2 separate regions of the Homo sapiens genome follow, and region 2 is linked to region 1. A link is a loop called in an ENCODE intact Hi-C map of the cell type or tissue named here. Cell type or tissue: endothelial cell of umbilical vein. All regions are shown on one strand. Each heading gives the region's core, and the rest is flanking DNA. Links, peaks and the distances in the headings are about the cores only. Region 1 holds the start of LOC124900830 (a long non-coding RNA gene). Region 2 overlaps SORBS2 (sorbin and SH3 domain containing 2).

Region 1 (15,456 bases), core at 5,845-10,844:
AACATGGGCTTCGTGCAGGCGTGCACTCCCAGGAGGGTGACCTGCCAGTGACACGTTTCAGACATGCACTCCCGGGAGGGTGACCTGCCAGTGACACATGTTTCAGACCCAAAGAGGGAGTTTGGAACATTGAAACTATTTCCCCTCTTTATTTTTTTTGGAAGGTCACATACATTTTAATAGTTCCATGATCAAAATTGCTGCTTCCAAGCAAGTTAACTAGAGCAGACCTCATCTCATCCCCTCCCCGCATTTCCTTTTGGGAAATTCAGGAAGTTGAGTATAAACATGTCTGGACATCTAAGTATTTATTTTTCCATAGAAAGGGCAGTCTTGCTTTTGTTTTGTTCTTAACCAGTTCTTAAAGGGCCTGATCATTTATTCAGCAATATGTATCAAGTGCCAACCATATACTAAACACTGTGGTTTAGAGTGAGGATACCCCAAGGACGAGGTGGACAAAGTGCAAAGCGTGAGTGTTACTGGCAAAACCAAACTCTGTAAAACAGCTGAAGAGGTTTATTCTGCACCAATATGAGTGGCCATGACTCAGAGAACAGTCTCAAGGGGTCCTGACAGAGGCTGTCTGAGGTGGTCGGGTTATGGCTTGGTTTTATAGATTTTAGGGAGAAAGAAGTTACAGACAAAGACATAAATCAGTACATGTACAGTGTACATTGGTTCTGCCTGGAAAGGTGGGATATCTCAAAGGTGAGAAGTGGGGGGCTTATAAGTCATAAGTAGATTCAAAGATTTTCTGATTGGCAATTGTTTGAAACAGTTAAGCTTTGTCTAAAGGCTTGAAGTTGGTAGAAAGAAATGCTTGGGTTCACATAAGGGGAGTTGTGGAAGGCAAGGTCCTTGTTATGTAGATGAAGCCTCCAGGTAGCAGCCTTCAGAGAGAATAGATACTGAATGTCTCTTTTCAGAACTTAACAGGTGTCGGACTCTGTTTTTTTTTTTTTTTTTTTTGAGACAGAGTCTCATTCTGTCACCCAGGCTGGAGCGCAGTGGCGCAATCTTGGCTCACCGCAAGCTCCACCTCCCAGGTTCACGCCATTCTCCTGCCTCAGCCTCCTGAGTAGCTGGGACTACAGGCACCGCCACCATGTCCGGCTAGTTTTTTGTATTTTTAGTAGAGACGGGGTTTCACTGTGTTAGCCAGGATGGTCTTGATATCCTGACCTTGTAATCCGCCTGCCTCAGCCTCCCAAAGTGCTGGGATTACAGGCGTAAGCCACCACGCCCAGCCAGGTGTCAGACTCTTAGTTAATCTCTCCTAGATCGGGAAAGGCCAGGCTGCATGAATGAAGATTCTCTACAAACTTCCTCCATGAAAGATGGCTTTGCAGGGCCATTTCAAAATATGTCAATGAAATATATTTTAAGGTAAAATACACTTGATTTCCTTCAGAGAGTGCTATCTGTCATATGATGCTATACCAGAGTCAGGTTGGAATTTGTTATCTTATTGCCATGGAGTCTGTTTTGTCAGTGTTATGATCTCTGTTTTCATGTTAATGCTGGTCAGTTGTACCTAAACTCCAAAGGGAGGGGGCATAGCGAGGTGTGTCTGACATCCCTTCCCATTGTGGTGGGGAATTCAGTTTTTCAGGCCTCTCTGGTGTATTAGTTTGTTTTGCATTGCTATAAAGGGATACCTGAGACCAGATAATTTATAAAGACAAGTTTACTTTGGCTTACAGTTCTGTAGGCTGTATAGGAAGTGTCTTGCCAGCATCTGCTTCTTGTGAGGCCTTAGGAAGCTTCCAATCATGGTGGAAGACTCAGGGGGAGCCAGCGTATCACAAGGCAAGAGAGGGAGCAAGAGAAAGAGCAGTGAGGTGAAACTGCTTTTGGAAAGATGATGACAGTGAGAGAAATCTGACATAGGTGACTCCATCTTGCTTCCGACCTCCAAGCTGTCCTTGGTCATTCCTGGATGTAAGCCAAGCTAACCTTGGGAAAAATTTAGTTTATAGTTTAACCTTAAGACAAGGATGATAACAGCCCTTCCCAGAACTGAACCACCTTTCTAGAACCAATGAAAGACCTCATGGTTAGGATTATGGGAGGGGCCTGAACCTGCTAAGAGACAGGTGTTGTTCCTACAATCCCTAACTACTCAGGGGTCACGTGGCCAGGGGTCACAAGATTTGAGACCTTCTCAATTGCTCCTATGGATGACATCACTACTGTAGAACCTAAGATGGGTTTTCTGAGATGTGTTTCAGACACACCCCACCTGGACTCCTGACTCCTGACTCACCTGATCCTGTGGCTCCACCCAGCAGCTGACTCAGAGCACGGGGATTGTTTCTGCACCCTGTGATTTCATCCCCAACCAATCGGCAGCGCCCATTCCCTAACTCCCCGCCCACCAAATTGTCATAAAGACTCTAACCTCTGAGCCTTCAGAGAGACCAATTTGAATGATAGCTCCAGTTCTCCCATGTGGTCCGGCTTCGTGTCAGTTAAACTCTTTCTGTACTGCAATGCTGTGGTCTCAGTGGATTGATTTTGTCTGTGCAGCCAGCAAGAAGAAACTGTCTGGCAATCACAGAGGTGCCGGGTTATTTTAGACAACCAGCTCTCCCATGAACTGATACAGCAAGAACTCACTCATTACCATGAGGATGGCACCAAGCCATTCATGAGGGATACATCCCATGACCCAAACACCTCTCACCAGGCCCCACCTGCAACATTGGGGATTACATCAGCATGAGATTTGGAGGGGACACACATCCAAACCATATCATTTGAGGTCTCCTTGGCTCAGAAGGGATCCATTCAGTCGGTTGAGGGCTTAGAGTTTTAGTTTTTGTTTACACGAGGCATGAGCGGAACTTATAAATGAATGGGGCAGAGGAGGACATTAAATAAGTAAAAATAAACCACCATTATGTGTATTTTGTTTTGTTGTAACTGCTGTGGCACTGTAAAGGAAATGAACAGGGCCTCTGACGTAATGGTATTTAGTGGGATGAGAGGTGCAGTAGAAATTATGGACTGGCTTTTCAGCTCCTGTTCCAACCCATTTATGGAATCACTTTCTGAACTACAGCTAGAATGCCTGTTTGAACTGCAGAGGCAGAGAAGAAAGAGAAGAAAGAAAGGACAAGAGAGATGAAAGGGAAGGAAGGAAGGGAGGGAGGGAGGGAAGGAAAGAAAGATGGATGAAAATTACACTTCCCAGCCTCTTGTAGCTAAGGTCTGACTGCCCCCCATCCCCTGCTTTGTGAGTCTTAGGTGAAGAAAATGAACAGCATAGCTCTCTGCAGTGGCTGTATCATAGCCAATGAGGTTTATCCAAGGCATGATTATTGCTAATTGAAAATGAGCAGCGCAAGGCAGTGGACCTTGTGAGGAGTTGAGATATTTTCACACACCTGGTGACAGAAGCACTAGATTCTTCTAGACACCTCCGCCAAAGCACTTTGCCTGTTCTCTGGGCTTGTAGGGGCTGAGAGGAAGGTGGTGATAGTGAGCTTTCCACAAAGTGGTGTCACTTTGCCCAGCAGCTATTCCTCCTGCTTGCAAAGCTTCCCAGCTCCCTTCCCCATGGTAACCGCCTTCGCTTTGCATCCATCACAGGATCTTGCACCTGAGTATTTTCCAGGTCTTCCCCCAAGGACAAACAGCGCTTTTGCTTCTTCCCCTCCCCTGAAGCAGTATCTGTGTCAGGGACAGTAGCTGGATTGTCCTTCCCTGTCCAGATCTTCCTCAGGAGCACACAGTGGAGATGGTGGAAAGAGCTAACACTAGGTGAATGCAGGTTCTCCTTGTGTCTCAGGCCCACCGGGGCTTTCTCAACCATCTAGCACACAAGCTCACACTCAGACTTTAAGAATTTGCTACATTCTGGCTGGGTTTTTTGTTTTGTTTTTGTTTGTTTTGTTTCGTTTTGCTTTTTTTGTTTTTGAGACGGACTCTCACTCTGTCGCCCCCCGGACTGAAGTGCAGCGGCGTGATCTCGGCTCATGCAACCTCCGCCTCCCGGGTTCAAGCGATTCTCCTGCCTCAGCCTCCCGAGTAGCTGGGATTACAGGCGCCTGTCACTATGCCTAGCTAATTTTTGTATTTTTAGTAGAGATGGGGTTTCACCATGTTGGCCAGGCTGGTCTCGAACTCCTGACCTTGTGATTCGCCTGCCTCGGCCTCCCAAAGTGCTGGGATTACAGGCGTTAGCCACCGCACCCGGCCCATCCTGGCTGTTTTCTTCCAACCTGCTTTTACGGCTGCTCCATCCACCCTCCTCTCACACTCTGCCAAGGGTGAAACCATCTGTGCGGCCCGATTCTCCCCGAGGGACCTGTCACTCCTCAGAACTGACTTCACTTGCTTGCCTTGCAACCTCAGCTTTCTGAAGTGCTCAAGAAAAGTTGGCACTGTGAAGATCACATGGCTTTTCCTCCTTGCTAAGGTGGGAGTGACATCTTTGTAAAGCCATCTACATATGAAGTGAAAACAGGATTCCCTGTTTCTGTTTCAAGATCCCACATGGGTGGTCTGAAGTTTAGTTCCCTCCCAGCAAGGGATCAACAGCATCCATGCTGCCAAAAGCTTCAGAAATGAACTCTGTGTTAACTCCGCGCATCTTTGAAGGGCCTACTATTTGCACATCACTCTACGAAGAGCTGAGATACTGAGATGAATGAGGCACAATCCTTGTCTTACCCTCGCTCACAATCCTGGGGGAGGCAAGGCACAGAAACGAGCGTCATAGAGTCATGAGTGCCGCCCCGAGAGTGGGAGAAACACGGTGGGAACGTGCATCTGAATAAGTAGCAGGCAGGGGCATGAGGAGGCAGAGTTATTTGAGTTGCTTCTTGAATTTTGTGTAAGTTTTCTATACTGAGACAGTAAAGAGGCATTCACAGAAAAGTGTTCCTTCTATTTCTCATTCTCTGATACACAGTTCCATTTCCTGGAAGAGTTTGCCTGGATCAGAACTCTCTAGATCCCATAGGCTGACCTGGTCTTAGCCACAGTGAACTCTGTGTCTGCGTCCTGCAGGTGAACCCAGCATTTCGCAAGGTCAGCGGGTTCTGCGGTGGCAGTATTAATAATAGAAACTTCGCTGCATTTGAATAAAATCAGTATTTTTTTCTTTAAAAAGCTTGATGCCAATATCTAATCTGCTTTCTTTCATATTTGTCCTCTCAATATTTATTTTTATTTTATTTTTTTTTTTTATTTTTTGTTTGTTTTGTTTTTTGGAGACAGGGTCTCACTCGGCCCTAGGCTGCAGCTGGAGTGCAGTGGCGTGATCTCGGCTCACTGCGACCTCTGCCTCCTGGGTTCAAGCAATTCTCCTGCCTCAGCCTCCCGAGTCGCTGAGATTACAGGTGCCTGCCACCATGATTAATTTTTGTATTTTTACTAGAGATAGGGTTTCACCATGTTGGCCAGGCTGCTCTCAAACTCCTGACCTCAAGTGATCTACCTGCGTCGGCCTCCCAAAGTGCTGGGATTACAGGCATGAGCCACCACGCCCCACCTGTCCTCTCAATATTTGTATTAACCTCTATATTTGTTGTCCCTGGAGGGGTGGATGTCTGGATATTAGTTTATTTGTTGGAACCACTGGGGTGTATTTCAGCACTGGTCTGGAAAGAATGGAGAGGCTTCACCGCTGCCAAAGCTCTCCTGGTTCGGCCTCACCTGGACGGTCGACTACATCGGTGCCGAGACAGGAACGGTGCAGCCCAAACAAGGACTCACTACAGTCAGACGCCCACGGGAACAGGGCTCATCAGCCAAAATCTAGTCGTTTTGTGAAAGGTGAGCCTGCGGCACGTTGAATGTAGAGAAGAGTTTTAGCAGAAGGTGTCAAGTCCCAGGCGTTGGAGTCTGGGGATCAGTCTGTGAACAAACCCAGGCTCAGAATCTGGTGAGAGGGGCAGAACAGGAGCAGGAGCCAGGACGGGAGCTGGGTGCCCAGCTGGGCCAGGGTGGGCAGAGTCCAGCCCCGCTGTCCCCTTCACCACCACTGGAGCATCGTTTCAGAAAGCCGTGCACGTCATCCACACAAACACACACAGACCACAGCTTTAAAAGCGGAGCCATACTGAACAAAAAGAGCACAGTCAGTGTGCACGGCAGTCCACACGCATGGTGCAGTGGGATTTACTTTAATGTATTAAACGTGGTAACAATACACACTGGATGGCAACTGTCGGAATAGATATAAAACATGTATGTTACAGGCACAAACCTTGTGATTTTAAGAACTAGAGAAAGATTTTTCAGCAATTGAGAAGTTTCCCTTTTTGTGACCTACTAACTAATGAAACAGGTTGACAAAGAGAGTATCGGACTATAAAAAAGGAGGAAAGACGGATCTTGTAGGAAATTCTGCAGTTTGGTCCCACGTAGGCTGACACACCAATGTTCTCCTGCCTTGATATTTAAGGGTCCCCCTGGGCCGGGGTCAGTGTGTGAGCCCTGCCCTGTACAATTCAATTCTGTTTGCAAACTAAACTGCTGGCCCGTTTGTGGTTGCCTTGGCACTCCTACTTAAGTCTTTTGCTGTTAATATTTTGAAATTTTGAATAAGTATGAAGGTAAAATAGTTGTCAACATTTGCCGGATATGATCTGTTTATATTATTTTATTTATTTTATTTGTTTTGAGACTGAGTCTCGCTCTGTTGCCCAGGCTGGAGTGCAGTGGCCTGATCTTGGCTCACTGCTCCCTCCGCCTTGTGGGTTCAAGTGATTCTCATGCCTCAGCCTCCTGAGTAGCTGGGATTACAGGCTCCCACCATCATGCTCCACTAACTTTTTTTTTTGCTGTATTTTTAGTAGAGACGGGGTTTCATCATGTTAGCCAGGTTGGTCTCAAACTCTTGACCTCAACTGATCTGGTGCCTCGGCCTCCCAAAGTGCTGGGATTACAGACATGAGCCATCGCGCCTGGCCACCAGGTATGATCTTAACTATTTTAAAGGTCATTATAAAAGAACTTTCCTTAAAAATCACTTTAAGCAAATGTTTCCTTATTAGAAGTGTTCCTTTGCATCCCATTTCCCTACTGAAGCATATGAAAAGGCATTTTCTCTTGTTTTGTTTCTGAATCTGATATTTCATTGAGAATATTTTTCTTGCAAGGGTGAGAAAAGTCACTACTCTGTTGTATAATTTGAAGCCAAGTATTACCATCCAATTTTTATCCTAACAGAGCAAAAAATTCAGCCATCTAAGTATTTATGATCATCCCCTTCTCAGTATTTTAATAGCTTGAAAGCAATTTTAAGCAAATTGGTGGTGGTATCTGGTAGCAAATATAACCTTCTCCAACGTAGGGCCCACACTCCCCATCATCCATTTCTGTCTGTACCAAACACACGCATGCTTATGGTAATGGTTGTGCAGAGGCGGCTGTCCTGTGTGGCTGCTCTGGAAATGTGGGTTATACCATCCTTGAAGAGAATCCCTGTGGGTGAATTATAAGAGGTTGAAGACACATATTGTCCAGAGTTTAAAGTCACAAAAAAATAAAGCATTTTCTTCGTGGTAAGACTTATCGGTAGGGCTAGAAAGGACGTAATTACATAGAATATAAATTATGTTTTCATTGCATGTATATAAATGGTGATGTTATATATCTAGGTAAAAATCCTGAAACATAGAAGTGAATTAAAGAAGTGTTTTAAATAACAGATAAATGTGCATTTTCCTCAATAATAACTCATTTATTCAGTTTTATACTTTTACATTGTTTTATGCTTTTATTTGATTCTCATCATAAGTCTATGAGGTGGACAAGGAGATATTGTTTGCTCATTTAGCTGATGACAAATTACATGCATATTTAATCAAGATAGAAAAATCTTGATTCTCCCTTGGCAAAGCTGAACTAAGGATAGATTAAATACATGCTGCACTGCCCCAAAGACCAGATAAAACCCTGCAGCTGTCATTACCCAGACAAGGGAGGCAAAGCCAGGATGATTCTGCCCTGGATTTTGTGAACTGTGTCAATCCATTCCCTTTGCTTTGGGAGTGGTATATTGCTCTGGGAATCACTGACAATATGGGAGGAGAAATAAAAACAAGCTTCTTGATTTCCAGTTCTGATCTCTGAGCGCTAGAGGACAGTATTGTTCTCTGCACAGCGCGCGGAGAACCCGTTCTAGGAGAAGTGATGGGACCCCCGCAGTCAGTATACCCCACACCTTCCCAGGCTGGGCCTGGGCCATACGGATCAGGGATGGGATGTGGCTTTGCATCTCCAGTTCCAGATGGCATCTCGTTCCCCAGCCCTGTGCATTCACAGAGCTTTGGCCTCTGTACTGAGTAGCGTGGGATGTATGAGGGGAAAGAGACAGTCTGTTCATTTACATGTTCTGCGTTGGGGTTTCATTACGTCTTTTAGCCCTTGAAACCTCTTCCTAAGTGATAAGCTATCAATGAGTGATTGTTATCATAGGCTCAGAGATTTTTCAGCCTGATTTATTTAAACTCTAGAGAAAGGAAAACAGGAGATGATGGCTTTGATCATGCTATTTGCTATTCTGAAAATTACAAAGGGAGGGGAGAGAGAGAAAAAAAATCTCTGCTCCCCTAATGAACTACTATATAAAAACTGCTATATAAGAAGATACGCGGTGCGATCCCCAGTGTAACGTACTTCACTGATGTTCAACATGCTTCCGTGGGCGTGTGTGGGTGGAAAGATGTTTCTTGTTACTGCCAAACAATCCAGTGTTTCTAGAGATAAAAACAGCCTGTAAAAGTTTTCTACTGTGGAGAATGACAGGCTTTGTGGCCTATGTGATATGTGCTCTCTATAGTCCAGATGAAGACAGTAACTACTGATCTGTGAAACCTCTGCAACACAACGGGGCTGCTCACGGCCACACGCCTGGCCTCACAGGTGACGCCTTCGCCCTCCTCTGGGTTCCCTGTTTCTCCCTCCTCCGAACTGAGCATCTGTCTTCTTCTGACAAGTACTTTCTGCTACCTTGTGCTTCAAGTCAATTTCTAGAGACACCAGATAGATTTCAATTCTGTAAAGATTTACTACGAATCACACAGTGCTGGACGACGTGCTAACACATATTCACATATGATGCTGGCTCCAGAGCTCAGTAAGCTGAGCACCTCCAACATCCCCCTCACAGCCATGGCCTGTCCTGCAGGTGCTGGTTTCTGCTGCAGACACAGGCTCTCCAGGCAGCCCTGTGCTCTTTGCAGCTATTCCTGGAAGCCTTGGGACGTCTCACCGATGCCCTCCATGTTCGGTTCTGCACACCTGCCCTTCTACGAGTCTCTTCTCTCAACGCCTCCTTACCCGGTTGCTGTCCATATTGCAGAAGAGGGCAGGGCCCAGGGAGCTGAATCCCGGCAAGTCCACGCTGCTGAGCTCCCAAGACCTTCAGTAAAGTAGGATTGTCTCTTTCACACCTAGCCCTGCATCCACCGCCATCGACCCAGGGTAAGGACCAGCACATGAAGGCCAAACTCCTTCCCTCGTTTCCCTTTACACCCATGTCTGCCTGTGAGAAGCCCTGGCTCATTCTCCTTCAGCCACAGGCCTCAGGAAGTCTCCTCCCTAGCGGTTGTCTCAGGCACTCTGGGTTCCAGCATGGCCTACGTGAAGCCTTCCTTAAAAGTGACAGCGCAGGACGTCCCCACTCAGGAAGCTCACACTCACGACTGTGCCTCTTCCTACACTCAGTAGAGTAAACTGTTTACAGTAGATGCTGACCAAGTGTTAGGTGAGAGTGGTGACGATGAGTGTGGAAATCTGCCTTAATTTTATGAGTTACCAACCTGTCATTGACTTCATGTTCATTCTGGCAAGAGCTAAGAGAGATACTATTGAGTATTTTAACACAGACTTCACTTGCTTGGGTGAACTGTAGACAGAATCCATCTTTAATGACCTATTTCTGTTACTGAACTGAACTGGTGTCTGCTCTCCTGTGGGGTGAGGCCAAACATCCACACCGTGGTTTGCAGCAGGGGAAAGCAAGGTGTTTATTTGCAGGATGCCAAGGAAAGAGAATTGGGCAGCTTACAATTGAGACCTGACCTCTCGGTGGCTTACAGGTAGGAGATTTTAAATCTGGAGAAGCAGAGATTGCAGGCAAAGAAGTCAATTAATATATTGAGGCTCTATATTGGTTTGGCCTAAAAAAGTAGGGTGTCATGAAGCAGGGTTCCACAGGTCACAGGTGGATTCAAAGATGTTGGGGTTTGCAATTGGGTAAGGAGGTGAAGCTTTATCTAAATACCCCATGACTTTACCAAACACCCCATGACTTCAACTCCCTTGGTTATTGTTTTAAGCTACTATTACCTTCTTGCTGGTCAAGTTGCTCATTTACTCTTCAGGGATAGCTGGGTGCCTGGAATTCCCCTTGAAGAAATTCAAGATTTTTCTTTCATGCTTGAGGGACTTGCAGGCCCCTAAGAGGGATCCCTGCTCTGTCTCATTTCTAATGGTTTGTTGTTAGGAAACCTCTCTAATGAGACCATGAAGTTCTTGAGGTGAAGGCACTGATCTTATATCTCTCCTTTTTTTATCTTATTGTTGTTACACACACTCTCCATAAACTCCATTTTGAGAAACCCAGGTTTCAGCTGCCACTGCTTGTGTTTCTTGCTCAATCCCTCTTGTGTCCATCTCCAACAATCCTCTCTCAGAGACATCCTTCAAATCTTTGCTAAAATGTCACCTTCACAAAGACCTTTTCTTACTGTCTTATTTAAAGTGGCAGGCCTCCTCTCCCCCATCGTGGCATCATTTTACCCCCTGGCTTTTATCACCACCTGACATGCCATATATTTTCACCTTGTTTATTGCCAGCACCCGCCTACCCCACTACAAAATAAGCTCCATGAGGGAGCTTTGTCTATTTAGTCCACTACTGTATCCTCAATGTCTGCAAAAGTGTCTAGCACATAATCAACACTTCATAAACAGGTGTTGAATAAATAAATCCATCAAGCATTTCACACAGCATTTTCCCCAAAGCAGGCAGTTAGGAAATATTTATTTGAGCTAACACAGCTATGTTTTCATCAGTTCAGGAAAGTGGAAGGTCAAGGGTCACTTATAGAAGGTGCCACCAGAGCCTAGGGTAGCTCACCAACTGTTAAAATCTCCAGAGAAGGGATAAATGCAATCTTGGGGGGTAGCAAAACAAGCAAAGAATGTTTTGATATGAAGTCCTTTGGAATTGGAATTATGGAAGGCCCTGGAACTAGCTGAGCTTCTAGGATGATTAGTGGAGGATTTCAAAACCATTTGCACTGCAGTTCTCTTTTGGTGGTGTCAGGCTTCCAAACCAAAGACATGTCTAGAAATGCAGGACAGCATATCACGGGGACCTCTGTAACAGCAACAAAACCCCATGGATAGCATGTGACGTCATGGTAACAAAGCTTCATGCTACAAAACACAGAGAGATAGAGGGTGTTTAGTGGGATAACACTTTGCAATAGTAACCGTTCTTGATATTTCCTTTTTTTTTTTTTTTCCCACCTGGGAGACTAGATATGAATTTTCCATTGCCCAAGTGTTATTTGACACTGCAGAATGCATGTGTCTAACCATGTCTTTTTATTTTATGTATATTTATGGTTTGACATTGGAGTCTGGCTGAGCCTGGGGGGACTGGCAGTCAGTTAGCTTACTACTGTCTCTAGTTAGCCGATTCCTAGAGACAGTGAAGGACCCCCGCCTCCAGAGAGAGCCTTTCAAATGCACATGAACCAATCCAAAGCCCATGCCCCTAACCACGTCCTCTACTGGGGATCTCAAATTCAACATGATTCCCCCTGCCCTGATCACCCCAAACCAGGTACCAGACAGTTAGGGACAGGCCCTATGCCCAGAGTCTGCTGAAATTATTCAAGCTCTCCACCCTGAGCCTGCTCACCCTGCCTTGCCTGCTCCTTCCCATGGAATCCTCTCCCCAGCATTCTCCCCCTGCTCACTCTGCCTCCTGCCTGACCCGGGTGCTACCCGTGTGGCCACACACTGTAGGCGCTCACTCCTCTTGGCATCTGTGAGCATCAGACTTTTTTTTCAATGGTAGTCATCTCCTATCTACTGGTCTTGCCCTATCAAAATTATAACAAAACCTGTGCTTTAAAACAGTATAGGGAAGAAAAGAAGTTAATTCTTGGCATTTCAGGGCCTCTGTAGCTGCGGTACTGGCATATGAACAAACAACTACATTAACAACAAAAAAGATTGGAAAGGATGCACATTCTAAAATTTGGAGAAGAGGAAAGAAGAAGAGAGATGTGGAGGTCATAGGGCGGGCCCCAAAACTGACCTATTCATGCCCCTCTGCTCCCTTCCCCAGGGCTCAGCTTGAAGGAAGAGGTCAGGGTGCTGAACGATGGCCTGAGACACCCTAATAACCAACACAACCAACACCCCTTCTCTCTGCAGGTTCTCTCTGCAGCTCTAGCACCTGGCATCCTCAGACATCTTCTTAATACTCACGCAAGTTCTACAGATGAGAAAATGAGGCTTCAAAAGATGAAGACCACACGATGACTGAATGGATGGTGCTGAGTTATAATAGCAGTATCTGTCATGTATGGGTTGCTTCCTATGGGATAAGCACAATGATGCCATTTCATTTTATCCACTCAATGGCATACACTGGGATAGCATAACAATAGAACACATGGGACTCTGAATTCTGCAGGCTAGGTTTAATTCTGTTTCTGCTACATAATAGCAAAAGAGTTCATCTTGATTCTGCTACATAATAGCAAAACAGTTCATCTTGATTCTGCTACATAATAGCAAAACAGTTCATCTTGCTTTAAGTCATAAGTCACGGCTCCGAAAAGGACACCCCAAGTATGGCCTTGACCTGCTGAGGACTTTGAACTAAAGGGCATTGGAAAGCCTCAGAAGCAGCCTCAGAACCAAGTCTCTGACCTTCTCCTGCCCTCCTGTCTCTCGCCCCTCATTCCCCCAAGAAGTGAGTCATAGAAACCAGAAATCCTCTTCCCTAAAGCAGGTCACGGAAACTAGAATCTCTTTCCCCAAAGCCAGCCATTAGAAACTAGAATCACTACTGGAACTTTCCCTGCCTTTCTGAGTAAGAGCTGGCCATAAAGAAGTTCTCTGACTTACTTTCCTGAAAGTAGGTTATAAGACCCTCATTCCAGAAGGGGCCCTGCCCTACACGCAGGAAGAAGGAACGCCACACAGGGAGGCCAAGAGGAACCCAGACAGGCCCAGCTGGGTCCCCCTCTGTCTGTCACTGTCCCATCGCTCCCTCTGTGTCCAGTCACAGCTCCGCAGGGCTACCACTCTTCATCAAATCTAAGCATAGAAATGGGCAGTTTTCCCTTGGTTCTTTGGGTCTTCATTTCCTAAGGCTCCCATGTTATGTAAAACTTTGATTAAACAAATCTGTGTGCTTTTCTCTTGTTAACCTGTCTTTTGTTACAGGAGAATCGGCAGTGGCCCCTTAGCATGGTGGCACACGTCTGTAATCCCAGGTACTTGGGAGGCTGAGGCACGAGAATCACTAGAACCTAGAAGGAGGATGTTGCAGTGAGCTGAGATTGCACCACTGCACTCCAGCCTGGGCAACAGAGCAAGACTCCCATCTCAAAAAAAAAATTAAATTAAATAAAAATTAAAAAAAATTAAAACTTAGGCCTGGTGCGGTGGCTCATACCTGTAATCCCAGCACTTTGGGAGACTGAGGCAGGCAGATCATGAGGTCAGGAGTTCAAGACCAGCCTGGCCAACATGGTGAAACCCCGTTTCTACTAAAAATACAAAATTAGCGGGATGTGGTGGTGCATGCCTGTAATCCCAGCTACTCAAGAGGCTGAGGTAGGAGAATCGCTTGAACCTGGGAAGTGGAGGCTTCAGGCAGCCGAGATCGTGCCACTGCACTCCAGCCTGGGGGACAGAGCGAGGCTCCATCTCAAAAAAAAAAAAAAAATTAAAACTTAAGTAAAAATATAAATGAATTGAACCAGGAAAGTTCTTGCTGTGAATGTGACATTTTGCCATTTTTTTATTTCTTATCCCTTCTCTTTTACAAATTTCCCTAGATTTTGAGGGTAAAATTATCTCACTGTAGTCATATTTCTGTCTTCATGTTTTACTCACCTCCAGAGTATGTATCGCTTTCCAACGTGTGGCACATCGTCTTTTATATTTTTAGTTTTGTATTCTTTGTCTCCTCTCTCTGGAATGCAAGTGCCTGCGGGCAGGGCTAGCTGTCGTTTGATTCACTGCTGTCACATTGGAGTGGAGAAGTGCCCAGGATGCAGGAGATACTCAGTAAACGCTACTGACTGAGTAACTGTGAGAAAGAAGAATTCTATAGTGGAATTAACAGAGCTGTTCCCGATTAGTGATTGAAACAGGACTATGTGTGATCTGAGAGGACAGAGACGAGGAGATGGGACCGAGACTGAGTCACACAGTTCCCGCACTGGCCATTCTGTGGCTCCCTTAGCCCAGGGTAAGCAGGTTGAATCCAAGGAGGAGAAAGGGTGACATCCATTTAACATGGGCGGTGAGATCGCATGCAGAGGCAGAGAGGAAAGACACAAACTCACAGAACAACTGGCTTCCAAGCATTGCTTTTTCTGACACTTCCATGAATTCAATGCAACATTAATAACTGTCATCCCTACTGTGATGGATCAAACTTCAAATAATAGGACACATGCGCTGACCAAATTATATATCTGGGAAATAGTGGGTTTAGAACTTTCTCAGGCCGGGTGCAGTGGCTTATGTCTGCAATCCCAGCACTTTGGGAGGCCAAGGCGGGTGGATCACCTGAGGTCAGGAGTTCGAAACCAACCTGGCCAACATGGTGAAATGCTGTCTCTACTAAAAAATACAAAAAATTAGCCAGGCGTGGTGGTGGGCACCTGTAATCCCAGCTACTCGGGAGGCTGAGGCAGGAGAATCGCTTGAACCCAGGAGGCGGAGGTTGCAGTGAGCCGAGATCGCATCACTGCACTCCAGCCTGGGCAACAGGAAACTCCATCTCTTAAAAAAAACAAAACAAAACGAAACAAAAAAAACTTTTCAAAGAAATCTCTTATCATTTGAATATCATGACATTTCCTTATTAATAATTGAAGAGCAAAAATTCTAGGTATTTTATGAGTTTAAATAATGTGCTCTCAAATTTTTATTGACTGAGTGCTCTGTTCTGTATTTCCAATTAGGGTAGAATTGTGCATCTGATTATGATCAGTGATCAATGATACATTTCATAAAATCGGTGGCACCCAGTGTTGGGAGGGTCCCATATATCATTTCATCTGTTCCTTATGTCTTTGGGTACAATAAAAAATCGAGTAAAAGGGTTGTGTGTGTGTAAGAAGAAAATAAAATATTTATTAGGTCTTCTTTTATTTTAAATCTTTAATCAAATCCACAGCCATCCAAACTAGCATATTCTATGTCCCTAGATTCTCAGAAATAAATCTG
Region 2 (15,456 bases), core at 6,192-11,191, 290 kb after region 1:
TCCGAGCTCTCATGGGTCTCACAGGCTGTCTAGGTTTTGACCAGACAGTATTTTAGGTTTTATGTTTCATGACAGAATTCCCCGTTTCTCCCCACTGCCCACTTTATTTTAATGGAATTTCTTTTGAATTGCACCTGTATTGTCAGCACAGGCCTCCCTAAACGGTACAGCCATCCAGGGAGGGCGATGGTTCCAGTAAAGGAGCAGACACATTCCTGACCCTGATGGAGGAGACGGGAGACCACCTGCTCTCCACACCCCCTGTCCCCAGCCACTTTGCTTTCTCCTGCAGCCAGGCCTGGGCTGCTGCGGTTCTTTTCTATCAAACCTCTTTATACCCCCAACCTGGAACTTGAAAGCAGAGGAAATTCTAAGCAAGATTAACCTCTCCTTCTATCTTGCCTTGAAAACAGTAAGGAAGCAATGCTTTTGGAGCACTTAAATAATTGCTGAAAAGGGAAAAATCGTGGGCAATTCTGACACCAGTGAGCATTGCCAGTTCTTCCTTCAGGCACTGTTCTATAGGGAAGGAGGTTAGAAACTCAGATTCATGGATGTTGCTAAGAGCAACCCGGAACTCAGACATTTTTCACTGTGCTTTCCTTGGCATGCCAACTCGAAGGAGAAATGTTAGCAATGGGGCACAGGGAGAAACCGTGCCAGTAGGTATGGTATTGTTAGGTAAAATGGAGCAGCCTTGCTTGTTTGGGGAACCTTTCAGTCTCCCCAACTATGGACTATCGGGTTCCTGATTTTCCAAGTCCCTGCTGAGGGTGGGATGTTGTGTGGATGATGTCTTTCCCCTCTGCAGTGGTTGTGGCACACACAGACGTGTGAACCTTGACCACAGGCTCGACACACCCTGGTGTCATCGGGTGGGTTGTGTTCCAGTGGCCCTGAGCCAAGCAAGACCCCAGGAAAGACTCTGGAAAACTGAAGGGGGCTGGATGTCACCCACAGTACATACCTTGTGCCTGTAACGAAGCAGGCACTGGTTTCATTTAGGAAAGGTATTGTGTCCGAAGCCCCATTTTTAGACTGTTAAAAGTATACAAACAGAAACGAACACCGCCATCATTAACTGACAATCTGCCTTCTCTTCCTACTTTCTCTGGAGTCTCAGGTCTGCCCAGTAACCTCCAGAATGCCCAGTTGCTTTGTGGTCAGGCTTCTTTTACCTTTGCAGGCCCAGGGCACTCACAGACCAGGCAAGACTTTTAAATGAGAACATCAATTTGCTACTTGCTTTAATCCCACCATTGCCTTAGGTGCAAAGCACACTTTTTTATTTTAATAGAAGCCCAGGCTTGCACAACACCACCTTCATGAAGATTGGTCATTTCTGAGGATGACAAAACCACAAAGTTTATTGAGATTGCTCCTTCATTGACAGTCTCTAAGCACTTCAGAAGCAATGACAAGGCAAACTCTGTGGGATGATGACAAGGGTCCCTCGCGCTGCGGCAGTGGAGAGTGTGTCTGAGCCAGGCTGTCTGTGGGGAGACCCCACCCCACCCCTGAGACCTGGGTGACTTGGCACCTGTCCACGGCTCTGCTTCTCCATCCACAAATGGGAAATATCACAGGCCCTGCCTTGTGTGTTATTGATATAAGAACTTGGAAAAGAGCTTGCTGTAATAGTAAGCATGGTAGATGTTGGCTGCAATAAATAATTGTGTTGCTGGGAACTCAGCAACATTAGGATAATATTAAAAATAAAATTTAAAGATTTTTCTGGGATATGTGTTAATTGCAACGGTTAAATAAGGTAAACTTCATGAAGACATGTATAGAATTTTAGTTATCTATAGGTAAACTACTTATTTTAATTCATCATGGACTAAGGGGACAAAATTGCACCCACACACACACATACACACACACAAACGTACACACAGTAAATATTTTCATGATATCGTCTAGGGATGTCAAATTAACAAAAATTAACATAAAAACAGATGCATTTTCAATGAGATTATCATCAGATATTATTTATGAACAGCTTAAATAGAATGAAGACTTGGAAGGATTTGGGGGAAGGCTCGCATGTGAGTGTGTGTGTTTGTTTGTGTGTGTGAGTGTGTGTGTGTTTGCCCTTTTTTCCCTTTGTTTTCAGGATAGTTCCATTTAGAAAAAAAAGCTTTCCTACCAAATTTGCAGATATCTGCAAATAATATTCTGCCAAGAAGCAAAAAAAAAAAAAAATAGTTTACTCTGATTCAATGGAAGCGAATCTCCTAGGATGTCCTCCTAGCAGAGGACATGTTGCTGTTAGAGCACTGACGTATCTGCAGAAACATGCCTTGCTTTTCACCGTGAAATCAGGGCCATCCCTTGAAATAGGCTGATTAGGCAACTGTCTCATGAAGGGATATGAGGACCCCTGGCAAGTTCCCACCAGCCCCCAGGCAGCTCCCCACATCCCATGACCCTCTTTTCCTACCTGGTCTCAAATTCCTGCTCATTAGGTCAATCCTGTGTTTTGAAAATGCACAGGCCTTGTATAAAATTTCTTATAATGTGTCTGAGAGAGGAGTGTGATCCTTTTCTGTCTGCACAGTGTAGAGCCTTAAATGGTCAGATAAGCTGCTGCTGCAGCCATATAAGTTGTAGAGAGCAGTCCCTGAAAGGGAATTCCAATAGTGAAAAGAGTCTGCAACAGAAGATTGTTGCCAAATTTAGAGAAAGAAAGGATCCTCAAGAGCTGGTGTAATGATCAAGGATGAGGGGGACCTGAAGAGGCTTCCTTGCACCCTGAGTGGTTTCAGGTAGAGGGAAGGCTTTGAAGCCCCAGTAGGGAGAAGGCTATGGAGAGAGAGAGCATTTTGGGAGAGCTGACTTTAAAATGCTGGAAATGACTTTGCTTGCCTCTCACCCTTCCTAGCTCCCTCCTCTCCCCATCATCCTATGCAGAGTTGGAAAGGACTGGAAAAGCAAGGAGGAGGTGGGAACGGCAGATGCGAGGGATATTAACACTATGGCCTTTGCTGTGCTGCACCCTTCCATTCTATTAAAATGCTGACCAGTGGCCACACAGGAAGCTTTGTCAGAGGAATTTTGTATGAAATAGGGGGCAAGGAAAGAGGAACTGAATCAGCAAAACCAACCATGAGGCTGCCAATATCACCCTGCCTGCTTCACCCCCACCTAAAACCAACTCTGGGTAAAACAGCCCCAATTTCCCCTTTTCTATATAATTAGCTAATGGTGACTAATTGTAGTATGTAACAAACTAAAAACAGTAAGTATCCACCCAGTTTCCTTTCCGCGGTGTTTGTTCTGAGAAGTAGGTAGGTATCAAACTGTGTAAAGAAAAGAATATATGATGATAACGTTGTCCTCAGTTTGATCTCGCCGCTGTTTTGGTTGTTTTGGGGAGTGTGGGGCAGACCCCACCCACCTATTTATTGTGACATTTCTTTTCTAGAGCGAGAATAGGACAGACTCGTATACCATTCTGATCTGGGTGCATTTCTTCAGAAGGTACGCTGTCCTCACGGGAAACCGCCCGCCACTGCCTGGGTTTGGGGCTGATGAGGCCAGGAAGAAACTTAATGCGTGCACTCTAACAAAAAGATTTCCCAGTAAGTTAAGAAAATAAGACGGTGGGCACCAAAGAATATGCGCATGCCCTGACATCTCCTTGACGTTCACGTACGTGCCACTCCCAGCAGCATGTCTGTCTTGAGAACCTGCACAGACACCCTTGATTTAGGCTGATTGATTTGCAAGAGGGCAGGGGAACATCAGAGGAAATGAGGCCAGGAGAAAGCAAGGATATCAAGAGAACTCGCTTTTTTCTCCCAGAGTGATTGTTTTTGAATTCTTCACTCTGCCTTATTTCAGAGTGGAATAGCAAGCTGTAGGTCTAAGGCACATGGCGAAGAAACTGTAACTGATCCCCTTGTCCTAAAGCGCCTTCCTTCATGCTGCTTCTCCCTTCCCATGTAGTGTCTACCTCTTCTAGAGGATGCCTCTTGGTCACTGATGCTTCACCGGGGACCAGGAACGCCCTTATCCCCAAGCACACACCTTGTCTCAGCCCCTCCAAGCCCCTCCAGCCCACCAATGTGCAGTTTCCTGCTTCTCCACCTGGCTCTGCCCAGTGGGGCTCCAGAGAAGCACGGGATGGGCCCTTGCTCCAATGTCACTGTTCGCTGTTTCGGGGCCAGTGGGCGGACCCCCGCTGGCCTGCTGGCTCCCAGGCCTCCTGGCTCTCTCTTTCTGAAATCATCACACTCAAGGGTTATCTGGATTTTACCACCACCACATATCACTCATCTAACTCAGCATGGAGAAACTTACCCAAATCTATCTCCCCAAAAGCAAATTTATTTAGCTCTCTTACCCCTTCAAGTAGCACTGGTGCAGTCTTTGGATTGCAAAAGAAGAGACACCTAGAGGCTCTGTTTGAGCCACTGTATCAGTTTCTAGAGCGCTGCAACAAAGTGCAACCAATTGGGTGGCTTGAAACAACAGAAATCTATTGTCTCACACTCTACGTGGGGGTGTAGAAGTCTGAGATCAAGGTGTCAGCAGGGCCGGGTTGCCTGTGAAGGCTCCAGCAGCGAATCCTTCCTCACTTCTTCCCACTTCTGGTGGTTGCTGGCAGTCCTTGGCTTATGGCAGCATCACCCATCTCTGCCTGCATTGTCTCGCAATGTTCTTTCTATGGATCTGTCTCCAAATCTCTCTCTCCATGTAAGAATACCAGTCATTGGATTTAGGGCTCACTTTTCTCCAGTATGACCTCAATTAACTGGATTACATCTGTAAAGATCCTGTTTCCAAATAAGATCGCTCTCACAGGTACTGGGGGTGAGGAAGGACTTCAACATACCTTTTTGGGGAACACCACTTGCCCGCAATAGCTACTTTTGGATATTGGGTCATCTCTAAGCAAGAAGCAGCTCCAAATTGTCTACTGTAAGCTCAACACACAGCCTTTGGTTCCCAAACCCAACACTCATCCCTTCCCACATCTGCAGAACTGACCCACTCTGCAGGGGCCCCAGGAGGGGGCCTAATGTCTGTGGGGCAGGACTGACCCATGTGGTCCAGGCTATTTCTGAGTAAAGCCAGAACCCAGAGGACTAATAACCCCTCACAGTCACATAGGCACTTTGGTCTCCCTGAGAAATCATGAACCTCTAAAACCCTGGAAAATATCTATATGAATATCCACATAAGCCTGGAACTTACTTTTTCCTAAGTACTATGATCATGCTTGTAATAGGTGACTCTTCTCTGACACTCTCTCGGTCACACTTTGATGCTCTTCCTATTCACACATGCTATTGAGATTATCTTCCAAGGGAATGAGTTTTTCTAAAGCCTGATGTGTCCTCTTGATTGTTCTGACTTTGGAGAGTGACGGAATGCCTGGGAGTTTACTTATTCTCATGCACATAATTGAGAAGATCACCCATCTCCACTGAACTTTCCATCTTCTACTGATGCATTACTTTCAAAAGGAAAGGGTTAACTTCCTCAGTAGTAAATCAGGTTTCACATGTGCATATTTTGCAAAAAAGGAGGTCAGATATTGGAGCACAGACATCAGATTTTGAAATTTATTATCCACAAGTTACAATAATAATTTTGTGATACTCTTTGTCCTCCATCTGCACACTGATTTGATTGTATATCTAGAGTGAGACAGAGAAACAGACATATATATATATATATATATATATATATATATATATATATATAGAGAGAGAGAGAGAGAGAGAGAGAGAGAGAGAGAAAGAGAGAGACAGGCAGGGAGGGAGGGAAAGAGATAGGCAGGGAGGAAGAGAGAGAGACAGGCGGGGAGGGAGGGAGAGAGATAGGGAGGGAGGGAGAGAGACAGGCAGGGAGGGAGGGAGAGAGACAGGCAGGGAGGGAGGGAGAGAGGCAGGGAGGGAGGGAGAGAGATAGGGAGGGAGAGAGATAGGCAGGGAGGGAGAGAGATAGGCAGGGAGGGAGAGAGAGAGATAGGCAGGGAGGGAGGGAGAGAGGGAAGGAGAGAGATAGGCAGGGAGGGAGGGAGAGAGGCAGGGAGAGAGGGAGGGGGAGAGAGATAGGCAGGGAGGGAGGGAGAGAGACAGGCAGGGAGGGAGGGAGAGAGACAGGCAGGGAGGGAGGGAGGGGGAGAGAACACTTTCTAAAAGCCAGTGCTTGGTTATTGCATCAGAGAATCTCACTGAAAAAATAAATTCCAAGAGGCTTAGTTAGGTATGGCAGGGCAAAGATATTTTATAAATATTTTGGCAAGTAGAGACAAGAGAAAATGATGCGTGAGGTATTTTCAATAGAAGCCAATTGAGCTTCCTCATTTGCATGAAGCATCTGAGCTGTTTTCCTAAGTTCCAGTTCCTCCTCCTCAGGTGGGCAGCCTTACAGCCTCTGCATTTGACTCTGTCAAGATGAGACTGTAGTAAAGTGAGCTCTTTGTATCATTGATGAAAGAAAGAAAGGATTTAAATTAACCATTGGGACTGAGTTAAAATAAAATAAAGCTATAAAAAGATCATGGCTGCTTGACCATGAGAAAAACCTAGAAAATAGTCATTTGCATGAGTCATTTGTTCCCCGAGAACAGCATTCTGTTGAATGGTGTCCATGAGGAAAATGCTCAAATAGATACCATTGGTTTTTTAAAAAATTATTTCATCAGTAACAATGCAATTTGGGTACAGCCTGATCTGCAGCTACGTCAGGCTGCAGCCTTTTGAGGCTTCACAATGGCTGATACATACTCACCTGTTCCCAGCAGGCAGCCAGGTACCTGGATGTCCAGCTCCAAAGGCACAGCTGCATTTAACGCCTGGACCTGCCCAAGTCTGTGACCTCTGGGACTCTAGGGGCTGACCTGTTCCCTTGTTCTAGCTCTGGGATAGCCCAGTGCAAACTTACTACTGCAACCCGGTTGTCCTCTCCATGGCCTGCAGCTGTTCACCCAAGGAGTGCCTGAGCATCCTTTCTTGGAGGAACTACAAAGAGACTCGCTCAAGGACTTCCTGTCAGCAGCAGAAATGCTGAGTCATCAGTATTCTGTTACAGTTCATTGAAAGCAGTGCTGACAGTGGTGCGGCCAGATGGACAATAGTGAGAGCTCCAGGGCCCCAGCTCAGTGCTGCACACAATGGGTGACACCAAAGAAAAGCTTTTATTAAAATAATACAGTCTATAATGAAGAAATTAAATTTTACAAAACTTCAACCCACTCTCCAGATGATTAAATGAATTATTAGGAATATTTCTTTTCCAAAAAAAAAAAAAAAAAAGAAAGTATATTGACCTTTAAAAAAAAAAAATTAGAATTACACTTTCCTGGTTTGTACCTTGTACTTGCACATCATTGTTTGGAGAATATTTTTCCATATCATTAAAACATTCTTTGAAAATGTAAACTTCACAGATCGAGACCATCCTGGCTAACACAGTGAAACCCCGTCTCTACTAAAAATACAAAAAATTAGCCAGGTGCCGTGGCAGGCACCTGTAGTCCCAGCTACTCGGGAGGCTGAGGCAGGAGAATGGCGTGAACCCGGGAGGCGGAGCTTGCAGTGAGCCGAGATGGCTCTACTGCACTCCAGTCTGGGCGATAGAGCAAGACTCCATCTCAAAAAAAAAGAAAAAAGAAAATGTAAACTTCACTAGCTACAGAAGGAATTAGACAGTAAATAAGTAAATTACAATACACCCCAATGACAGAATACGAAACATTGATATCTAATGTTAGAGCCAAAAGTTCTTCTACACTGCGTGTTATATTTTTCTCACTTCCCTGAAAAAAAATTACATAAGTTGTACTGTACAAGAAATGTTTTCTTTTCTCTCTACAAAGTAGATCATGATAATTCTAAACTTAGGCAGAACCATCTGGAATCTGAGTCATTAGACTAAGTAGAAAGAAAAAGAGGAAAAGTAATGAAGCACTCCCCCAGGAAACTGAAGAGCTGTACTATTCCTTGTCTTTCACAGAGTAGAAATTAGGGAATCTGAGCAAATGTTAGACTGGATGATTTTCTGGAACTAACTGACCTCGAGTACACAGATCCACGTGGCTACAGAACTGTGGTCATCACTAGACTGGACAGTGAGGAGTGTTCTCCCCACATCAGCTCCATAAGGACGAAGCAGGCAGAGGAGGCCCTGAGAGTCTAGTTCCCCTTGTTACTTATTCAGAAAATGGAAATACGGATGGAAACCCTGTCTATAGTTCCTTACAGGGCAGTCCTCTGAAACCGGGGATTTGCTGAGCGGGCCCAGAAAGAGATGAGTAGAAAGTTAATGAAAAAACTAGATTTTCTCTCATTTTAAAATATGCAGACTTAAAAGTTAGTAGCACATTACCCTGAACAAGAGTTTTACTTGTTGAATACCAGTGGAACTTATACTTCACCACATAAGGAAATAAAGGAAAGTGGGAAATAAGAAGCAATTTCTATGACTCAGAGATCTGCCCTTCCTGTAGGAAGATGAACAACCGCCATTTATAGAATTCTTCTCATGTGCCCATTCACTGTGCTAAATGCATTACATCTATGATTTAATCCTCACAACAACCACTGGCAAATAGGTATTTTGTCATCCTATTTGACAGCTAAGGAAGAAGAGATGGAAGGGCTGACTTCATTCATTCTTCCACTTACTCCCCTCAGAAAACATGCATTTGGCTCCTCGTGTGCACCCAGCACAGTTCCAGGGCTGGAGATGCCACTGGCAGCAAGGCCATCATCTCTGCCCCTCAGGGAGCAAATGGCACATGCAGCTGGGGTTTGCATCTGGTCTGCCTGGCTCCAAAGCACTGAAACCAAACACTAAATGGGCGATTTAATGAGAAACCTGGGAGATGTCACCCTGGGAGAGAAGAAAATAGCATTGCATCTTAATTAATTTTCTCCCTGATCTGAGAATCGCCATGATTAACTTTAGAATTAGGAACGACTCCGATTAAAATAATGAGTGCTCCTGCGCATCCTTTTGTGATGACAGGTGAACACAGAAGGCATTCAGTTAACCAGATTTAGAAACAAGAGCCTGTGGTTTTGCTGCTTCACCAGAAATCATCTTACCGACCACCATGCTTACACAAAACAAATGGAGAAAGAAGTATTACCAGTTTTCATCCAGAGCATAAGAGATAAGAGCCATCAAGATTACTAGAGCTAGATGGAATGGCAAAGACAGGACCCTAGCAAAATACTTCCAACTGATTCCCATCCAGAAATACAGGGGTTTTTGGGGCAAGCCAAAAGCCTTAATCAACCCTACAGTCAGGTGAAAACATTTGCCTAAGTAACAGACGGTAGAACCAGAGCTTGAAAGCATGGAGTCCTGGTCAGGTTCTGTCCAGCACGCTACTCAGTGGACTTTCTCGGGGAGCACAGTCACTGGTTTTGCATAAAACCTTCCAGGCTCCATAATGGAAGGGAGAACCTTAGCTGAATCGAGTTCTTGGGCAGGCTGGATAGACCCGCAGACTCAGAAAGCAAGCACTGGGTTTTCACAATAGAAATATGTTTTTGAACATTCTAATAATCACCACAAAAGTTATTCTCCATGAGTTTACTGAAAAAAATCAATTATAAGAAATTGACCATGTATAGTTTTAAGTGTTTTTCAATGTCTAACTCCTAGTCAAGGATTATACCATAAGGATGGGTTTAATCATAAAAGCCAACCATATTCCAGTGAAAGTCATCAAAGAAAACATAAAATCTGTCTGGAGCAGATTCAGGGACAAACATTAATCAGTAACTCAAAACAGTGATTAAGGTGCATTTTTCTGAAGCTTTATTTTTTCTGAACAAGCTGTTTATCTTGATTTATGTTAAAATGTGTAGCAAACCTGGTCGTATCAAAATAAAATAAGCCTAATCATGGGACATTTTTGTAAATCATGCTTTTTGTTACAAAATGGTTTAATAACCTTGATAAATAGGGCTGGTTTCCTAATGAAAGCCTATTTATTTACAGAAGCTTGTTGAAATGAAGTTAATAATGTCTTCAGGCTTTTCTTTTTTAATGTAAACATGATCTGATAAAAGCTTAATTTAGTAATCTGATAACAAAGTTATTAACCTGTCACTGATTTCAGAACAATCAAATACATTGAAATAAATAAGATTTGCTAAGTATAAATGCCTGACACAAACGTATAGTTAAAAAGTCAATTACCAAATTTATTGAAATCCTTTTAACTTCTACTTGTATGTGAGTATTGTTACTTTGAAGGTAAATCATTGACAAAATCCATTGACTGCACCTATCTGGTTAGCTGTAATTGTGACGGCATAAGCAATAGGGTCGTTAATACAAACGTGGACAATCCTTAAGAATCTGTCCACTCTTCAGAGGGGATGAGAATTTGCTCTGATGAAACTATTTTGATCACATCAATGTAGGTTGAAGTGAATGACTCGTTTAGTAGCCATGGAAATCACACCAAGCAATACAAAGAGATGAGCACGTGTACTTCCAGATGCTGCTGCTTTTGTGGTGGCGTCTGTCCAGGGCTTCTGATCTGTTCAAAGCGTACTTAATGTCCCTAAATCCAAACTCGCTTGGTTTTGCTCTCCCTTTACACTGTAGTTGATTCTCTGTAATAGCCTCAAGTAAATATAAAACAAGGCAACCCAATACTTTACCCACAGGACCCTATGTTCCTTCCAGAAATGTGTCTCCTATTTAAAGATGCATGCCCAAATGTGCTAAAACAGACCCTCCTCCCGGATGCATCTCCATAGCTTCTATTTCTGAAATCCCTGGTTTATGTCCAGGCTTCCATACTATATTTGTGTCTATTTTTCCTTCATCTGTTTCTATAACTTTCTAATATATTAATATTTATACATTTGTAGAACAAACCGTGTAAGAAAAGAACATCAAGGAAATAAGCAAGCAATATTCTGGTTCATTCAAGCCAAGTCTAGTGGTGTAACAAAATATATTATATATATAATATATTATACATCTAAATATCCTTATGTTTCTGTATATGAGGTTTCCAGAACTATTGTTTGTTAGCTTAAGTAACAGAGCTTATACAAAGTAAGCATTGTAGGTTAAGTATCTTGGGGGAATGGGTCTTTTGAAAAATGGTCCCTGAAAACTTTGGTTATTATTCTATTTAAAGTCAAATTGTACTATTACATTCCTTTGATATTTAACCCATATTTATTGCAAGCCTGTTATACATAAGGTACGATGAAAGACACAGATGTGAATAAAGCATGATCCCTGCCCTCAAGAAAACACCAACATAAATAACATAAAGTAAGACAAGATGAAGTGGCACAGAAAAGGAACTATATTAGTTTAAATGAGTGAGAGGGATTTATGTGGTTTTCATAGGGGACTATTTTGAGATGGACTTCTAAAACTGTGTGTAATTTTAAGAGTAATTAGAGGTAATCTCAACGAATAAAACATCTCACAAAAGATGAATCAAAATCACACCTGCCTCGCCACACCAGTCATGGGCTCCTGGAAGGCAGGGATTCTTTTGGATTATCCTGACACTCCTACTACCCAGAAAATATCTGACACAATGTAGGCATCTGGTTAAAATGTGCTAATTAAACTCAAATGAAGGCTAAAACATGAAATGTACAAAAAAAGGAGCAACAAAAAGTTCAGTTTGACTAAAAAACAAAAAAAAACTGAGAAGGAAAATAAATTCTTGAAAATTAGGTTAGGATCATGTTGTGTTGGGCTTGGTTTAGAATTTATTAATAGATAATGTGAAGTCAGTGTTCCTTTCAAAATATTAGCCTTGCAATTGCAGCTTGGAATTAAAAGGAGAGAGATCAATATTAGGGGGAGAACTAGGGACAGGAGAGCCAATGAAAAGATTATTATGATAATTTATTTGATAAAATAAAATTAAAACGACAGAAATGACAAACCTGAAATTAGAAGCCATATTAATAAGTACTATATGAACAACAGCAAAAACAAAGATCAAGACAATAATAGCCCACATTTATGATCAATCCCTATGTCCAAGCACAAAGTTAGAATTTTGATTAATTACTTGGGGTTCTTGCCACACAAAGTCGTTACTCCCAAGTTTATAGGTGAGGAAATTGAAACTCAGAGAGATTAGCTATGTCAAAGAAGCTCTGCTAGAATCTATATTGGGATGCTAAATTAGACGGCAAGTATGTTTGACCCACTGGCATAGAGTTCTACATGGTAGGTGGCAGAACCCACATTTAGAAGCTTTCTCAAATGCCGCTTCTCCTTTGAACACAAGTGGGTAGTTAGAATATCCAACAGCAGTGTAATAATTCCAAACAAGAACCTCTGCAGCCTGGCGCTTTTTGCAGGATAATTTCCATCCTTTTGTAACTAATGGATTATAGCAGGCTGTGATGGTTTCTAGCTGTTGACCCCAAAAGGCTGAAGTTCAATATAAATATTAACAGGAGAAATGCTCAAAAATAGATCTGCCTAAATCCCTTTTTGAACTAGTCAAAGATTTACCATAATTGATAAAAGAAAAAAGCCTCTTCATTAAATGATAAACTGGCAACACCGTCTTATGTATGATTCTTTTGTTTTTAAGTACACTGAGCATGAAAGATATGCAAGGTGCTGAACTAGGAGCAGTGAGAGATAAATGGTGAAAAAGACACTATCCTTAATCTCACAGATGCTGCGGTGAGAGAAACAGACGTGAAGGAAACTAGTATTTAGCATTGCTCAAGGAAAGTGTTTTGAGAACACAGAAACAAAGAATAATCAACTCAGGAAAAGGAAAATCTTGAAAGATGGGTAGAATTTTGTAAATAAAAAGGTCAGGGAAATTCTACATCCAGATTCGGGAAACAGCATGAGCGTCCATGGTGGATTCCAGGGAGAGCAGATAGTCTGGCAAATTGAGAGAGGTGGCCGAAGACGAGAGTGAAAAAGGAGAATGGAGTCAGGTCATGGGGTGGCCTTGAGGTCACACTAAATTGTTAGAAGTTGACCTCTCAGACAGCAGAGGCCCCCCATACTTTGGCTAGGTATTAGGAAGAGTCCTCAGGCAACAATATAAATGACAGTGAAGAGAGGTAGGAAAGTTAGGTTAGAACACCCACCGGAGTTCTCAAAGGCAAACTCAGTCTCATCACCGGTTGGCCCATAGGATACTGTTTTGTGGGTTAATTCTGCAAATATCACAGCACTCTAGAAAATACTAGATTAAAGGATAACTGGTGGCTATGAAGACTATTAACTAGCTGCTCATCCTTTTGTCTTTTTTTTTTTTTAACTCTCTGGGCAGTGGAATATCCCAAGTATTCAATAAAAACATGCAAAAGTTGTCCCAGCACAGCTTAAGATCAAATTTATGGTGTTTCCACTCCCCAAACACCCAAACATCATCAAAAAAAAGCCAATACTGAAAGAAAATAAGAAACAAGAGGTAGGTTAAGAAACCCTGGATCTTTTTCATACTAAGCTTCTTTTATTGTTAACTTCACTTGGAAGTTGAAACAACGAAAGGCTAATTTATTAGACCCTTGAAAGCACTTCCTGCTGTTCAACAGTACAGAAATCGGCATGCCGAGTAGAGGAGGAAATAACTTGGAATGTCAGGTGCTGATCAGTAGATGCCAAAAACACTGAGAAGGGTTGCTTCTTAGTTATCTGTTCTTAATGTACATGGCACACCAAGAAAAGTTTGAAGTAAGCAAAGTGATTGAAAATATGTAGCTGCCACGTGGCTGGAGCCCATGGATTAATATACTGAGGTTCCTCTTCCTTATTCCCTTATGAGCCCAGGACCTTGACGTTCACTGAAGAAAGGTCAGCGTGCTGCCCTGTGTCTATGAATTACTTTCTTTCCTCAACTCCACAGAGATAGTGGAACTAGAAAGATGCCTGCTTTAAAAAAGAAACATTACAAAACTTCAAAAGCTGTTACATTTCCAAGCATGGATAAGACACACTCCCTACCTCAAGCCCCCAAATTCTGTATGCCTTAACAAATACTGGAAATTACTCTAAGGAAATGAATAGAATAAGACTCAGACTACTGCTTGGAGCAATCAGCATCTCTGCTCTTTCTGGCTATTTGAGTGCACTGGTACGGGCTGTCCTTTCTTCTCCCAACTTCCCTTAGAGCCTCTGAATTATTTTCTCACGAACCTCATGGAAATAGATTGCTCTGTTAAATACATTGCTTAGGTTTTAGCACATTAAAACATACCCTGTTCTATATGATCCATGATGCAAGCTAAATTGGTGCTCCTTCTCCAAAGACATAAAACTGTTTTCAAAGTTCTTAAGGGAGACAGAGTGAAACAGTCCTTGTCTCTGTGTTTTCAGCGAAGTTGCCACCATGCTACCAGCAAGAAGCCATCTGTGTTATGTCAGGTGCTTGCCTCTATGGCCAGAGTTGTGCCCCAAATACGATATGCTTTTAGTGGCTGTGGGATTTATTTTATTTTATTTTTTTTTAATGGTTATTGATTTATTACAATTTTATAAATTAATTTACTAATTTACAAATAACTTTCTGAGCTCTTACATGTGCAGGCACTGTGCTAGGCCTGTTACAAACTCTGGAGAACTGAGTTATCCCCATATACAGATGCAGATACTGAGGCCCTTTGGGGTTGGGTGACAGCTCAGATCGGCTGTGGGATTTATTAATTTCTCAGATGTTTGCCTTCTTCCCACTGTGATGACATGAATACAGCTCTGGCGCATTTTAGCTACAAAACAAAATAAAATTATACTGAATCTTAGAAAACTGTTTATTTTCCTGGGCACTTTGGGTAGGCTTTTGGGTGACATTAAAAGTGTTAAAAGCTCATGCTGCTGGTTAGTAGGCACTTAATATCAACAATATTATCAGTGATTCAGCCTTTAATTAAGAAAAAAGAGTCAACATTCTTAGCCAGAGTATGGGTGTGAAGGAGGAGGTTCCTTATGGGCTCTTCAAACAAGACTCTTTCAACAAGTTTCTCAAAATTCTGTCTCAGAATAACTAATAATCTATTCCCAATAATTTTTTTTATCACCAATCAGATGCCAGACACAGATTCATTGTAGAGTACCATTCTGCAAAGCCTGAAGTGATATTCACAGTTTTCACACTTCTGAAAATATCCAAAAAGGCAATGTAGCTGCTTCGTGTTAAACTACATTAGAATAAATTGCAGAGACTGTTTTCCAAATAATGCCACTTTTTAAATTAAATGCCCACATGAATGATAATAATTTAGAATTAACATAATTTATCATAGCTAATTAGAACTGAAGAATCATTTTGCGATCCAAAGAATTAGAAACTCTTTTTGTCTTACCAGAATTTCACAGATGTTTTTCATATTTTTTAAACAAAATTTGGAAAGTAACCCATATGTCCCTGACACTGTTCTCTGGAAAGATAGATAAAGCTTATACGTGATCATAGCCGTTTCATCATCCTGTCTGGACCCAGTGACATAATATGATCTCTTTTTTGTT

What was found. Hi-C counts contacts between places; a loop is a spot of excess contacts. Peaks named below come from ENCODE experiments on the same cell type or tissue, not always from the same donor. Only the 100,000 strongest peaks of a DNase experiment are listed, where the experiment ranks them.
Region 2: it touches region 1 in a loop (2.7-fold over the local background); 8 of 110 quality-filtered maps call a loop at or near these places.

What each region holds. Positions count from the first base shown.
Region 1 is chr4:186,014,403-186,029,858 of GRCh38, reverse strand. It overlaps LOC124900830 (a long non-coding RNA gene), which reads left to right and starts at 6,894. Exons shown (of 3, transcript XR_007058420.1): 1 at 6,894-6,931. LOC124900829 (a long non-coding RNA gene) reads right to left here and starts at 12,547. Exons shown (of 2, transcript XR_007058418.1): 1 at 12,472-12,547; 2 at 10,978-11,406. It also overlaps the pseudogene RNU4-64P. RefSeq lists an enhancer at 1,550-2,749. In endothelial cell of umbilical vein, for the core only: a CTCF peak has its summit at 8,086; a DNase peak (open chromatin) is centred at 8,118.
Region 2 is chr4:185,722,126-185,737,581 of GRCh38, reverse strand. It overlaps SORBS2 (sorbin and SH3 domain containing 2), which reads left to right. Exons shown (of 27, transcript NM_001395207.1): 3 at 3,428-3,483. Among named protein-coding and RNA genes, the nearest start is that of SORBS2, 82 kb to the left of the region's middle. RefSeq lists an enhancer at 1-483 and a silencer at 8,004-8,201. In endothelial cell of umbilical vein, for the core only: no CTCF peak of the experiment used is centred there; a DNase peak (open chromatin) is centred at 8,461; H3K27ac peaks cover 1,085 bases.